2 separate regions of the Homo sapiens genome follow, and region 2 is linked to region 1. The links are chromatin contacts, found by Hi-C or POLR2A ChIA-PET in ENCODE. All regions are on one chromosome and are shown on one strand. Each heading gives the region's core, a stretch centred on a gene start or an enhancer-like site at or near the end of the contact. The rest is flanking DNA. Distances are from core to core; before and after follow the strand shown. Region 1 overlaps G6PC1 (glucose-6-phosphatase catalytic subunit 1). Region 2 holds the start of PSME3 (proteasome activator subunit 3).

Evidence for each region. Hi-C counts contacts between places; a loop is a spot of excess contacts on that map. ChIA-PET counts read pairs that join two places held with the same protein, here RNA polymerase II (POLR2A). Pooled maps may share reads with other maps.
Region 2: a loop to region 1 is called in a map of OCI-LY7, with 2.4 times the contacts of the local background. The contact joins the promoter of PSME3 here to the enhancer-like site in region 1. A Hi-C loop is called at or near these places in 3 of 168 maps with a recorded cell type or tissue (OCI-LY7, heart left ventricle and right lobe of liver) and 1 of 50 pooled maps. POLR2A ChIA-PET finds 5 or more read pairs at or near these places in 11 of 52 experiments (BJ, GM10248, H1 and 8 more).

What each region holds. Positions count from the first base shown.
Region 1 is chr17:42,902,478-42,906,689 of GRCh38, forward strand. G6PC1 (glucose-6-phosphatase catalytic subunit 1) reads left to right here. Exons shown (of 5, transcript NM_000151.4): 2 at 1,454-1,563. Among named protein-coding and RNA genes, the nearest start is that of G6PC1, 3.8 kb to the left of the region's middle. Within about 2 kb of position 1,779, at least 2 of the 41 ENCODE cell types and tissues checked have a DNase peak (open chromatin) inside an H3K27ac peak, as active enhancers do; they include right lobe of liver, where a contact is called at or near this core.
Region 2 is chr17:42,831,050-42,835,261 of GRCh38, forward strand. PSME3 (proteasome activator subunit 3) reads left to right here and starts at 2,348. Exons shown (of 11, transcript NM_005789.4): 1 at 2,348-2,624; 2 at 3,295-3,327; 3 at 3,466-3,528; 4 at 3,723-3,827. The coding sequence starts at 2,583. RefSeq lists an enhancer at 1,996-2,165.

The sequences.
Region 1 (4,212 bases), core at 529-3,028:
TGACCTCATGATCTGCCTGCCTTGGCCTCCCTAAGTGCTAGGATTACAGGCGTGAGCCACTACACCCAGCCGCATGATTCTAAAAAATAAAAAGATGAAGTGTTATTCCAAACATCTGATCTCCATTGAAGAACCATGCAATCTCTCTGGGTTGATAGAGGCCAGAGTTAGTGGCTCTCCCTGATTTCGGTGAGAAATCACTATTCCACCATCACGGGATAAAAGGCATCCTGACTGGCGGTTGACACCTATTTCCACAGTGAAAGATATATCTAGTACTTTTAAAGGGGAAGTGGTTTGTCTGAGATACTCTGTTTCAAAGTAGAGAGGATACAGAACAAGCATCTGAAGCTATATACATCCTTACAGAGAGCAATTCTGATGGAAATGCAGGCCATGTTTCCCTGGGGGGGGCTCGTCCTAGGGGCTGGAGTGCATTCTCTGATGTCAGAGGAAATGCAAGATTCCCTGAGGCCTGAGGGAACCCATGGTATATGCAAGTCCAAGTTTCAAACTGTAGTTCCATATGCATTCTTCCAGGACAAATACTTCTTGAGGTTAAAAAAAAAAAGTCACATAGCTGCCATTTTATGGATTTCAGGATTTTTTTTTTTTTTTTTTTGAGATGGAGTCTTGCTCTGTCACCCAGCCTGTAGTGCAGTGGCATAATCTCGGCTCACGGCAACCTCCGCCTCCCAGGTTCAAGCGATTCTCTTGCCTTAGCCTCCCGAGTAGCTGGGATTACAGTCACGCACCACCACATCTGGCTAATTCTTTATATTTTTTGGTAGAAACGGTGTTTCACCATGTTGGCCAGGCTGGTCTCAAACTCCTGACCTCATGTGATCTGCCTGCCTTGGCCTCCCAAAGTGCTGAGATTACAGGTGTGAGCCACCGCGCCTGCCTGGAGTTCAGAATCTTGGGCTTCATTATTTGTGTTTAAATAGATCATACAGTCAGGCACGGTGGCTCATGCCTGTAATCCCAGCACTTTGGGAGGCTGAGGTGGGAGGATTGCCTGAGTTCAGGAGATGGAGACCAGCCTGGGCAACATGGTGAAACCCCGTCTCTACTAAAAATACAAAAACTAGCTGGATGTGGTGGCACACACCTGTAGTCCCAGCTATTCAGGAGGCTGAGGTGGGAGGATCCCAGGAGGTAGAGGTCACAATGAGCCGAGATTGCGCCACTGCACTCCAGGCTGGGTTACTGAGCCAGATCCTGTCTCAAAAAAAAAAAAGATAATACATTCAAACAGTTCAAAATGCAAAAGTTACATACATAAGGAAGTGTCATGAAATATCTCCCTCTCACACTTCTCCCCAGCCACCCAGTTCTCCCTTCTAGAGGCAACATGTGAAATCCTTCTCAGGCTACACTCTTCTTGAAGGTGTAGGCTTTGGGCAAAAGCATTCATTCAGTAACCCCAGAAACTTGTTCTGTTTTTCCATAGGATTCTCTTTGGACAGCGTCCATACTGGTGGGTTTTGGATACTGACTACTACAGCAACACTTCCGTGCCCCTGATAAAGCAGTTCCCTGTAACCTGTGAGACTGGACCAGGTAAGCGTCCCAGCCCCTGCAGACAGAAGCTGAGTGGACCTCGTTTACCTGTTATGGATGAAACTGACCTTGAGGGGACATGAGGAGAGCCATTCCTTTGTACTTTTGTCATGCTCTTCAATTGGCACAAATTAATTCACTTCTGCAATACTTTCCTGAATAGCACAGTAGTATTGGAAATCTGCCTATTACAGAACCTGGATGGAGTCCAGAGAGGCACGGGCATCCATGGGCAAAGGGCTCGTGAGAGTCACCGCCCTGCAGCGCTGTGTCCTGAGAAAGGAGGGGGCAGAAGCCTGAGCTTCTGGGGGTCCTTCCCAATGGCCTGGCCCACTGGATGTGCCCTCCTGAGCTGACCGTCCAATCCCTTGCCCTCTCTGTGCCTACGTTTTATTAGTTACAGCCAGATGGTTACTGTCAAATCAAATGATAGATTTCATTTTCAGTATGTAATAGGAAGCCCCTCCCTCACCCTAAAGTCTCAGCTGCCCTCTAAGACTAGTACTCTCTAAGGTACTAGTATCCCTTCCTCAGAGACCCTTTCCCTGACCCCAAAACTAGGGAAGGTCCCTTAGTTATTTGCTCTCACAGACCACGCATTTACCTCAGAGCATATTCACTCATTCAGCTGTTACTTACCAAGCACCTACTGGGAGCTATACACTGTTCTATGTGCTAGGGATACCTCTGTCAGTGAACAACACAGACACAAAGATCCCTGCCCTTGTGGAGCTGAAATCTGAATAGAGGAGGTGAAATATACAAAAATTATAATAAATAAGTAAACTAGGCCAGTTGTGGTTGCTCATGCCTGTAATCCCAGCACTTTGGGAAGCCAAGGTAGGTAGATCACCTGAGGTCAGGAGTTCAAAACCAGCCTGGCCAACATTGCAAAATCCTGTCTTTACTAAAAATGGAAAAATTGGTCAGGCGTGATGGCACACGCCTGTAGTCTCAGCTACCTGGGAGGCTGAGGCAGGAGAATCGCTTGAACCTGGGAGGCAGAGGTTGCAGTGAACCGAGATCGGACCACTGCACTCCAGCCTGAATGACAGAACGAGACTCTGTCTCAAAAAAAAAGTAAACTATTAATATGTAGGATAGGCCAGGCACGGTGGCTCACCCTGTAATCCCAGCACTTTGGGAGGCTGAGGCGGGTGGATCACCTGAGGTGAGGAGTTCAAGACCAGCCTGGCCAACATGGCAAAACCCTGTCTCTACTAAAAATACAAAAATTAGCTGGGTGTCCTGGTGCATGCCTGTAATCTGAGCTACTCAGGAGGCTAAGGCAGGAGAATCGCTTGAACCTGGGAGGTGGTGAGCCAAGATTGCGCCATTGCACTCCAGCCTGGGCGACAAAATGAGACACCATCTGAAAAAAAAAAAAAAATATATATATATATACACACACACACACACACACACACACACACACATATAATACTAGAAAATGATTGTTTATAGGCAAAAAAAAAAAAAAAGAAGAAGAAGAAGAAAAGGAAAGGAGAAGGAAAGAAGGACCAAACATCTTTTGTAGAAATATGTTTGCTTTCATCATAACAGCTTGTTATCAAGGATGAATTTCTCCCTGAAATTAATGGAGGCACAGACTGGAAAGTTTAAAGTGGCTTTAAGAGGTTATTTTATTTAGTCCTCTGTCTTAATAGAAGCAAATTATTATCTCTGCTCCTTAGGTAGAGTAGCTAAGGCTCAGAAAGTAGGCCGGGCGCGGTGGCTCACGCCTGTAATCCTAGCACTTTGGGAGGCCAACGCAGGTGGATCACCTGAGGTCAGGAGTTTGAGACCAGCCTGGCCAACATGGTGAAACCTCGTCACTAATAAAAAAATACAAAAACTTAGCCAGGCATGGTGGCGGGCGCCTGTAATCCCAGCTACCCAGGAGGCTGCGGCAGGAGAATCACTTCAACCCGGGAGGCAGAGGTTGCAGTGAGCTGAAATCACACCACTGCACTCCAGCCTTGGTGACAGAGAAAGATTCTGTCAGGAAAAAAAAAAAAAAGTTTAAATGAATTACCCAAGGTATATAATTGTTAGTGTTAGAAGGAAGAAGAAGGGAGGGAGGAAGGAAGGGAGAAAGAAAGGGAAGGAGGAAGGGAGGGAGGGAAGAAAGCCTTTATTTATCTATGGGGTTCCCTGGAAAGCAGGCTGAAATGGAGATTCACGTGCAGGAGTTTAGATACTCTGGGGAACTATACTTGTAGAAGGGAAGGAACAGGAACAGGGCAGAAGGAGAGGTCCGGTTGTGATTCTGCCTCATCCAACCCCACAGCGAGCTCTGAAGCTGGGGATGGCTCCTCAGAGTTGGTCCAAGTTGGGACAAGGGAATCAGACCCTGGGGAGAGCGTAACCTTGATCAAGGCGACTCTCTTTAGCCCAGGGCAATGCCAGGAGAAGGCTGAGAGCAGAAAGCCATCTACCATCACACTCTCAACAGCTACGAAATAAGTCCTGCAGTTCAGGAGGGAGGTCTGGGCGGCACATCTCAGGACCCTCTATCTCTCAGGGTAGAGGAATTAAGAATGGGATGGGAACCAGACGGGCCATGGTGGCTCACACCTATAATCCCAACACTTTGGGAGGCCAAGGGTAGGAGGATTGCTTGAGCCCAAGAGTTCAAAACCAGCCTGG
Region 2 (4,212 bases), core at 1,098-3,597, 71 kb before region 1:
AGCAAACTTGTCAGGAGCATGTAGTAGGAGCTCAGGCAGTGTTGTGCACTCATTTGAGATTTTGGGACATGAATTTAAAATTAGACCAGTCATCAGTGATCACATGTGACTTGTAAGCACCCAGAAATGAATAGTTATTGTTAAGTGTAGTGGTACTCTCCAGTTGTTCACTGAATAAACAAATGAATGGAGTATTATATTAAACACTTGGATGGGGAGGAGGAAGGGAAATAAAGAGAATGTGTATCTGTCTTATAACCTACTTGAAGGAGACAAAACATAATTATTTGAGAACAAAGCATATTTTAACAGGCACAAACATATTAGCTTTTCCAGTTGATGTTATAAATTCTGACTGGAATAAGAATAGTGGCATACTTAAAATAGAATGGAGTAAATGTGGGAAATAATTCCTGAAGTTTCAAATCGGATCTCAAAAGTTCCCAGGGAAATGTGTTAACAGAAAACATGTAAAAGGGGGAAAACTGATAGAGCATGATGTTATATGTGGCCTTCTATAAGCTGAAAAGGACTTTGAGCTTGAAAGCAGGAATGGAAATAATTACTGTAATTTAAGGAGTAACCTCTTCATGCTAAGCATTAACAGATCACTTACTTACCTGACAGTGGCTACTATTTATTTTGTGTCTAAGCACTGTGCTAATTGTTTTACATATATTATTTCTAATATTCACAACACTACAAAATTACATACTATTATTTATTACTAATTATTAAAATTCCATCTTACAGATGAGGGAATCGAGACTCAGCATTTCAATAATTTGCCCAAGATTCCAGTTAGTAAGGAGCTGAGGTGGGATTTGAAGCCCAGGTCTCTGATCCCAAAGGCCATAGTCAGTCTTCTGTGCTTTACTCCATTTAATTGTGTATTCCCCTCATTTTCCTAGCACTTAGTAGAGAGGCCAGCCTAGGATAAATGTTCAACAGCAAGAGCGACCCCAAAATACAAATCTGATGACCTCCTTTTGCACTTAATCTAGATTGTTTACTAACAACCCTCCTCACCCTCAGCTCACTAGTCTTTGTCTTCAAGACAATCTCTTTCCTTCCCTAGAGCATTTGCCTGAGCTGCCCTTATACCTCTCAAGGCTCTTCTCACTCTTTCCATGCTAACCTCTTTATATCCTTTAGATCACAGCTTGCCTGTTCAGAGGCCTTCCTTGGCCATTCGATCTAAAATAGATCTCTCGTATTTTCTATGTCATCCACTTTTTCCCTAACATTTATCAAATTTTGCAGTTACCTTGTCAGTTTACTTTCTGGTGTTTTTCCAATATTATGCCCCATGGGACCAGCGACCTTGAATCTTGTTTGCCTTTGATTTCCCAGAGCTGTGCTCTTCAATACAGAAGCCAGCAGCCACATGTGGCTACTGAGCACTGTACTACAAATGTGGTGTTGCCTTATTGAGATGTGCAGTTAAGTGTAAAATACGCACTGGATTTTGAAGACTTGGTATGAGAAAAGAATGCATAAGATCTCGATTTTTAAATGTTGATTACATGTTGAAATACTTGTATAAACTGGGTTAAATGTATGACTAAAATTTTCACTTGTTTTACTTTTTAATTGTGGCTACTAGAAGATTTCAACCTACATATGTGACTCACATATTTCTAGAATCTGACACAGTGCCCTGCCCCATTTTATTGAATGATATATCCAATGTCGAGAGAGAGAGATCGAATGAATGGGTGCATGAAGAGGTATAGTCTCATGCTTCCACTAGGCAAATAGATACAGCACTGCCGTAGAAGTTAGGAGATCTGGGTTCTGGCTCAGGATGTACTGGAAACGCCTTGGACAAGCCCTACCCTACTCTGGGGATCAATTTGCCAATTAGGTAGTTGATCTTTGAGGTCTGGAAGCTTACGAGAATCAGTTGGCAGGGAAATGTACCAGGAAAGCTTGGTACAACGGCGCTTGTCTTTTTCGCTCTAGCCTAAACACTTGAGCCTCGGCAAACGGGCAGAGGCAGCGGGAATCAGGGACTACACCCCCGAACCCAGTACCCGGGTCCCCGACTTCCCCGAGCCTACGTCACTGGGGCGCGACGGCGTTGTCCCCGGGAGTGCAGCGGCTGAGAAGGTCCCTTCGGTGAAGGCGAGTTCCGGGACAACAGAGAGGGCCGCACCGTTTCCGAGTCTCTCGGAGGCTCAGTTCTCAGCGCACCATTCCCCACAGCTCTCCTTTTTACTTTACCCCTACCCGACACTTGACCCCGGCAGTGTGAACCCCGCTGGGAGCGTCCAAAGCCATGCCTCATCGCGGCTGCGCAGCGCACGTGCACAGCCTCGCAGGAGTCTCGGCGATTGGCTGTGACGCAGTTTCCGGCGTGAGCGGCGAAAGCCGGGAGGGCGAGCGAGAGAGCAAGCAGGCAGCAGGCTGCCGGCGGGCGGGCGGACGGCACAGAGGGAGGGAGCGAGCGAGCAGTGAGTAAGCCAGCAAGGGCGGTCGGGTCCCGAGGTCAGCCGAGATTTCTCAGGTCCCTCCGGCCCCCTCCCTGGAGTCCACAGCGCCTCCGGTGTCCAGAGGATCGGACACGGCCCGGCCCGGCCATGGCCTCGTTGCTGAAGGTGGATCAGGAAGTGAAGCTCAAGGTAGCGGCACCGGTCCGGCCTTTTTGCCCCTCGCTTTGATCCCCCAGCAGTCTGACCGGCTTCCTACTCCCCATGGCGTCTTTGTCTCCCTGGGGATACCAGCTCTGAGCTTCCGCTCGGCTCAGCCCAGCCCCCAACTCCCGGGGTCGGCTTCGCGGGAGAGGAAAATATAGGATGGCTTTCTGTACCGCGTCTGATGATGGAGAGTCCCGGGGACACCTCCGCGGACACGTGTTGGACTCAGGGCTTTAGGCCCGTGACAGCTGGTAATCCCCCAGCCCAACAACGTCCCTGGACACTGCCCCTGCCCTTGGCGGCTGGCCTGCCTAGTATCATAGACTAGGTCTGGGTGGGGGTTGGCACGTTTGTGAGCTCACATCTTCCCTAACTACCTGTCTTTTGTCTGCTTATCAAATTCAGACAGCTTCAGACACAGGAGGAAGGGAGGGAAGGGGGAGGACAGAGGAGACAGGCAGGTGCTGTCCTCAAAGCCCTGCGTTCTTCTGAGATGGAAAAATGGATCCTCAAAAAAATAAAGTATTTGCAGTCTGGGGGCCTCTCAGCTTCTTATTACAGTTACAAGGTGAGGGAAAGACAGTTGGATTGGGATTCTCCATCCTGCTCTTACCTCTGTCCCCAGGTACTGAATTGCTCTCTTTGTTAATTTTAGGTTGATTCTTTCAGGGAGCGGATCACAAGTGAGGTGAGTGAAATAAATAGAAAAATGGTTGTTGGTTGAGAATTTCCCAAAGAGGAGATACCTGGAGAGAGAGAGAGAGAGAGAGAGAGAGAGAGACCTTCCCACAGATATTAATTCAGCTGTATTTTCCCTCTTCCTTAGGCAGAAGACTTGGTGGCAAATTTTTTCCCAAAGAAGTTATTAGAACTTGATAGTTTTCTGAAGGTGAGAGACCCTATTCTTTCCTCAAATTCCCCAATTTTTTTGGCCCTGGTATTACTGTCAACTGGGATAAACTGTTGATTCTTCTTCTTTTTATTTTTTTAAACTGTAAAAGCACTTTCATTTCTTGCTCTTCAAATCAAATACTTCTTTGTTCAGCTTGAAAAGATTAATGTTTTGGGGTGGGTGTCTTTCAGGAACCAATCTTAAACATCCATGACCTAACTCAGATCCACTCTGACATGAATCTCCCAGTCCCTGACCCCATTCTTCTCACCAATAGCCATGATGGACTGGATGGTGTAAGTGTCCTATATTTATCTTTGTGTTCTTGAGCAGTAGGTCCTCTGTCCTCTGTTTCCTTGTCAGTTTAAGATGTACAGAGGGAACAGTGGGATTTGGATCTGGGAACTAGGACTCTGTTACAGACATGATGACTCTAGTATAGTTCTTTTATTTCTTATTTATTTATTTATTTTTGAGAAAGGGTGTCACTTTTTTTGCCCAAGCTGGAGTGTAGTGGCGGGAATGCTGCTCACTGCAGCCTTGACCTCCCGAACTCAAGCGATCCTTCCTCCTCAGCCTCGCAGGTAGCTGGGACTACAGGAGTCCACCACCATGCCCACTGATTTTTGTATTTTTTGTAGAGATGGGGTTTCACCATGTTGCCCAGGCCGGTCTCAAACT